2 separate regions of the Homo sapiens genome follow, and region 1 is linked to region 2. Evidence: read pairs that join two places in POLR2A ChIA-PET (ENCODE). Cell type or tissue: Panc1. All regions are shown on one strand. Links, peaks and the distances in the headings refer to the core of each region. The heading gives the core; the rest is flanking DNA. Region 1 overlaps DERA (deoxyribose-phosphate aldolase). Region 2 holds the start of LOC105369672 (a long non-coding RNA gene).

Region 1 (2,929 bases), core at 331-2,830, 370 kb before region 2:
CATCCTTCGAAACTGAAGTGAGCTAAGTTTTCAAAGAAAAATTTAAAAAAGAAAGATTTGTTGTGTAGCTACTGTATATGTACATACTGTATATGTACCTTTGCACTACCTTTGACTTGCAGAAAAAAATCAAATACTCTCCAGATCCCTACTTAACAGTCTCAAGATCTCTGGTAATGCCTTTTTCTGTGCTTAAATATATATTTAAACATGCACACACAGACACACACACAGAAGAAGCTTGGAATGTAGGTGTACCCCTTAAACAGCAGGCATCTAACATGTGCTAAAATACTGTGACTATAAGCAGACAGGGCTTGAGCTGATATTGTCTCCCAAAACAAACAAACAAACAAGCCTCCGCTACATTATGGAGCACAGTGATTGCCAACACTGTCTGGGAGTATCTGTTCAAAACCGAATTAGAGGGGAAATCACCACCTGCTGGGTGCTGATTCAAAACACTGCTTCCCACGGCACCTGCTCTCTTTCTGCAATTTCTCCTCTGGAAGAAGTGACACAGGTTTTGACAAGGCGGCTGGTTTTCCCAGTGCTTTCAAATGCTCTGACAAGTCATCAAAAACTTTAAAGTACCCCATTCCACCTTTAAAAAGGGAGTCCTTAGATGTACCCACTCAGAAGTTAGTGTGGGTTAGCTCTGCGATCACTGTGGCCTGGATGCTGGTTGCTGGGAGACATTCTCCCTAGTGGGGCTCCACAGGGACACAAGCTTCCCGCCTCTGCTCCCCTGACCCAGCTGAACCCGAAGCCCTGGTGGAAGAAGTCACGTGGCTGAGCCAGTGCTCTAAAGGAGCTGACTCCTGTCCAGTTTTCACAGAGAACGCTGCTCCCGTCTGCAGGACAGGATTTAACAGCTACAGATCTAGAAGGCTGAGAAAAGTAAGGTCAAGTGTACAAAAACCATGATGGACAGAAGTCAAAATGGCAAGATTTCAGGGACACCCAAAAGGCTCCCCACAACCAAATATTCCCTTTGGTTAAACATTTTAAACTGCACATATAAAGGGTCATTCCTTGGTACCAACCAAACTTACCTTTCCCAGGAAAAAGCTATTTACACCAATAGGCTTTCACACTTTAGTGAGAGCCGAATTTTCTATTCTTCTCCCAGACAGCTTTTAATAGGGGAAACTCTCCAAGTAGACACCTCGGGGGTGGGAAAAGCATGCAATAAGAGTCCAACACACCCACAGGCAAAATCTCCCCTACTTCATAAGGGCTGTCCTTGCCATCAGCTGGCTCAATGACTCAAGGGTTAAGTAGTCCAAACAGGGTGATCTCAGCCCTTAGCCTTTTCCTGTGCTCACAATTTGCACATGGCATGTCCACCATATAGTCCAAAATGCAAATACAGAAAGAGTTGAAATTTAAAGTAATCCTTTCTGTTTCTTGTTCAAAAATCTCTGTAAGTGGAATAATGGGCAAGAAATTTAAAATTTGTTAATTAAAATAACACTTAGAGATTACCTGTAGATTTCATATCTACCTTCATTTTGGTCTTCCAATTAAGGCAGGTAATTAGAGATGATGGTCAAAGGGTACAAAGTTTCAGTCATACAAGAAAAGTAAGTCTTTGAGATCTACTGCACAGCATGGTAGCTACAGTTAATACTCATGTATGTTTCAAAACGGCTAAGAGAGTAAATTTCAGACATTCTCAACACAAAAACTAAGTATGTGAGGTGATGAAGTCACTCAGCTTGATTTAATCATTTCACATTGTATACATGTATCAAAATATTACATTGTATCCCCTAAATAGATAATTATTATTTTCCAATTTAAAAAGTTTTAACTATTTTTGAGCCAAGAACAGTTTCATTAAAAGTTAGCAAGAGAAATATAAATTAACTTCTAATTCGTCTGCTACTTTTTCTTCCCTTATATGGTTTTTAGCCACTATTCCATGCCATATCAATCTAAATCTCATCCGTGTAATCTCATTATATTTTGAATTCCTAATTTTTAAAAAAAGCATTTTAAAAAAGACAGATAATTAGCAGCTAGTTGTATATGGAATGTGAAGGTTATATGAATAATAAAACATACAAAAGTATATAAAGTAATTTTCAGATTGAGAATGCAATCTCCGGAACCACATACACTACAGCTAATTCCTGGCTCACCATTCTCTTGCTAGCCGTATGACTATGGGCAAGTTGATTACTTTTCATACAAACTATGAAAAGTTTGTATGAACTTATGTGGGGTGTTAACAACTTCATTTCCTGAAGTTTGTGAGTTCATATTACTCCTGATGCCTAACTTTTTAAGCAAATATTTTTTAAATGACCTACTGAGAATTATAACAGTAATTTTGCTATTAAAACTTACATATTTAAATTCTGAAACCAATGTCTATTTTGGCAACCACAAAAAAGCGTTACTGTTCTTAAGTAATAGTGTATGAACACTTGTCTCTGATTATTTATCTAAAATAGTCACAGAATGGTACCAATGAGACTTACCAAATAAACACCTCTCAAAATATCAGCTCCCACATTTGTAAAATCAGGATAAAAATCGGAATAAAATTGTTGGGAGGAGTAGAAGACAATGCAGGGACCTAGAAAAGCCTAGCATGTTCTAAGTAATCAGTAAATATTAATCTTTATTATATGTATTACCATCTTCATGAAGAGCATCTCCCTTTCAAAATGTTTTAAGTAAACCAACTTTAACAAAATCAATTATATTATTATGTAACTACTTGATCAGTATCATGTGTTAGCATGATAGACATAGCAGATAGTTTATGTACTTGACTATTCAGAAGGACCCCAGCAGCCTTTTCCAACAAAGGTTTCTCATTTGAACCACAAAACAAAAACACTCAAGAACAACTATTTCCTCAGTTCTCCAAGTGAAGAACTGGTATCCTTCTAGACACACTGGAGAGTTAATTCGT
Region 2 (2,929 bases), core at 222-2,721:
AACTTTTTAACAGAAGTGGTGGCTCTTATTGCCTCAGGCACTGAAATGTGAGTTTAAAATGGAGATGCTGGGTTGGCATGGGGGCTCAGGCCTGTAATCCCAGCACTTTGGGAGGCCGAGGTGGGAGGATCACTTCAGCCCAGGAGTTCGAGACCAGCCTGGGCAATATAGTGAGACCTCATCTCTACAAATATCTAAAAATTAGCCAGATTTGGTGGTGCGCGCCTGTAGTCCCAGCTACTCGGGAGGCTGAGGTGGAAAGATTACTTGAGCCCAGGAGGCAGAGATTGCAGTGAGTTGAGATCATCCTGCACTCCAGCCCGGGTGACGAAAGAGGGAGATTCTGTCTCCTCAAAAAATACAAAACAATAAAAAATAAAATAAAATAAAATATAAAATAAAATGGAGAAGCCGATCTGTCGCAAGCTGCTTCATTGGAATCTCTTCTCGTGCCTTTAGCCACCACTTGTTCAGCGGCGCTCCTGCATTTAAGCCCTTTTTCAGCACAGGTATGGGCTCCTGCGTGTGCACCACTGTTTCAGTCCCTTGTTTAGTATTGTAAATACAGAGCAGACCATGATGCTTTCCCTACTTCAGAACTGCACTGAGCTTATATAAACCATTATATTCTGTGAAGATCTAGCCATTGAAAGTCTACCATCACCGAAATTACAAAAGGATAATCAGACAAAACTATCCCCAAAGGATAGTAAAATCGACTTTGGAGCACACACAGCATAGTTAAACTATGTAGAAGCTTGTTCCAAAACAATACTCACCAGTTGTATGGAAGCTTTCCATCCCTCTCTAAGGATGCAAAATTGACAAATGTACCAGCTCCACACTCCCTGTTTTAAAGGAACCACAAAATCAAGGTTACTGCTTGACAAAGCATTCTTACGTTGACCTAAAAGTAAAGAGAGTCTTTACCAGCTTATCATCACAGCATTAAATTAAAAAAAAGAAGAAGCTAGGCCAGGTGCGGTGGCTCACGCCTGTAATCCCAGTACTTTGGGAGGCCGAGGTGGGCGGATCACCTGAGGTCAGGAGTTTCGCCAACATGGCGAAACCCTGTCTCTACTAAAACTACAAAAATTAGCTAGGCGTGGTGGCACTTGCCTGTAATCCCAGCTACTCGGGAGGCTGAGGCAAGATAATTGCTTGAACCTGGGAGACAGAGGTTGTGGTGAGCAGAGATCGCGCCACCGCACTCCAGCCTGGGTGACAGAGCAAGACTCTGTCTCAAAAAGAAAAAGAAAAAAAAAAAAAACAAAATAAAAGAAGCTAATAGAAGTTCCATATGTTCCCTTTTGGCATACAATGCAAAACAGAAAGCTAAAACGAAAAGAAATAATCTTTTGCAAGTTTGCAAATCAAATTATTTGAGGCCAAAAGAATTCACTTCACAATCCTTTCCAAAGGGCATTCATGATTCTAAAAGAAATATTTGAACTATTTGGGGTATAATATTTATTTATTTTTTTACAAAGCCTTTAATAGTAACATAGAAACTCTCCTAGATGAACTGAGCATTTTCCATCTTTAGCAAAAATTCTTTGTAGGGTTTTGTTTATGGCATTTTGATTTCCTCCCTACAATGATAGTGGATCAAGTGGATTGTTTACTTCCTCCAAAATCTTTCTCTTATATTGTGATGCCCGTATTATTCATCACTGGAGATTAGAATAAAAGAGTGGAATGTATTGAAATAGGCAAGCTTCTGGTGTGCCTACTGTCCGGAATGTGGCCTATTAATCTGCTAGTAAAAACACTGTTGAAGTTTTTTTTTTTTTTCCAGAAGTAGAGAAAAAGTAAACATATTCTCATGCCTTCTCTATCTTTTGGCTAATTTCATGCATGAATAACAGCTCATTGGGGCTCATGTATCTCATTTTTTCTTTATACGGAATTAATGGATTTAATACTCAGAACTGAAGCAGAGATTTTAACATTACTGGCACAATGTGCTAATTACTTGAATTATCTACCTGTTCTTATTAAGGTGTTCCAAGAACAATTTTCTTCTTTTGAAAAATACACTAATATAATATCATAGTGTATTATAATTTACACATCATTAATGAATTTTCCTATGTCAATTTCCTATATATGGGATTTATTTTACCTGTAACTCAAGGGTTTTAATCTGGAGTTCCAAAGATAGAATTTAGGACTCTATGAACATATGTGGGAAAAGGGTACATATTTATTTTCACAACCTGTGACTAAACTTAGCAGTCCTTTCTATCATTAAAGTAGGTACCAAACCATCAGAATATCCACATGGATGATTTGCTAACAATAGAGATTACATATTTTTTAATAATAGACTTGCTGCAGATATCTTGAAATATTGGTCATATGCATCACCATGATGAAATTGTTAGACTATTACATATTGACATTGAATATACTAATTAAAAAGTGTACAACACATTTGCTTTTTAAATATTATGATTATCATATTTCAATATAGTTGTATAATCCTATGTATTTTATTTTAGGCACAGAAAATGGAAGCATTATTCTTAGAAGAGTTCACCAGACTGCCAAAAAGGATCATAGCATGAAAAATGATGAGAATCTATGCTTTAATAACTAGCTGAAAGAATCAGAACCACCTCTCCTAAATATCTTTGGTATGTACCACAAAAAATGCTCAGAAATACCACTACTTGCATTACATCTATTACCACCTCCTCCACCATTACTATTATGAGCTAACATTTACTGCACACTTCCTATGAGTTGAGTATTACGCTATGTTATTACTGCGTTAATGCTCCTAAGTATCCACTAATATAGGGGCAATTATCATCTCTTCTGCATACACATTGTTCCCCTAGCTTCCAGGCCACCACACTCCCTTAGTTGTCCTTATACTTCACTGGCTGCCTCTTTGTCAGTCGCTTACTGTTATCTTCTTTTC

What was found. Peaks named below come from ENCODE experiments on the same cell type or tissue, not always from the same donor. Only the 100,000 strongest peaks of a DNase experiment are listed, where the experiment ranks them.
Region 1: POLR2A ChIA-PET joins it to region 2 with 6 read pairs; 3 of 35 experiments call an interaction of 5 or more read pairs at or near these places.

Annotation. Positions count from the first base shown.
Region 1 is chr12:15,926,888-15,929,816 of GRCh38, reverse strand. All of the region lies in intron 1 of DERA (deoxyribose-phosphate aldolase), which reads right to left. Among named protein-coding and RNA genes, the nearest start is that of DERA, 17 kb to the right of the region's middle. In Panc1, for the core only: no CTCF peak of the experiment used is centred there; a DNase peak (open chromatin) is centred at 1,306.
Region 2 is chr12:15,555,374-15,558,302 of GRCh38, reverse strand. It overlaps PTPRO (protein tyrosine phosphatase receptor type O), which reads right to left. Exons shown (of 27, transcript NM_030667.3): 16 at 780-848. It overlaps LOC105369672 (a long non-coding RNA gene), which reads left to right and starts at 2,392. Exons shown (of 3, transcript XR_002957403.2): 1 at 2,392-2,639. In Panc1, for the core only: no CTCF peak of the experiment used is centred there; no DNase peak of the experiment used is centred there.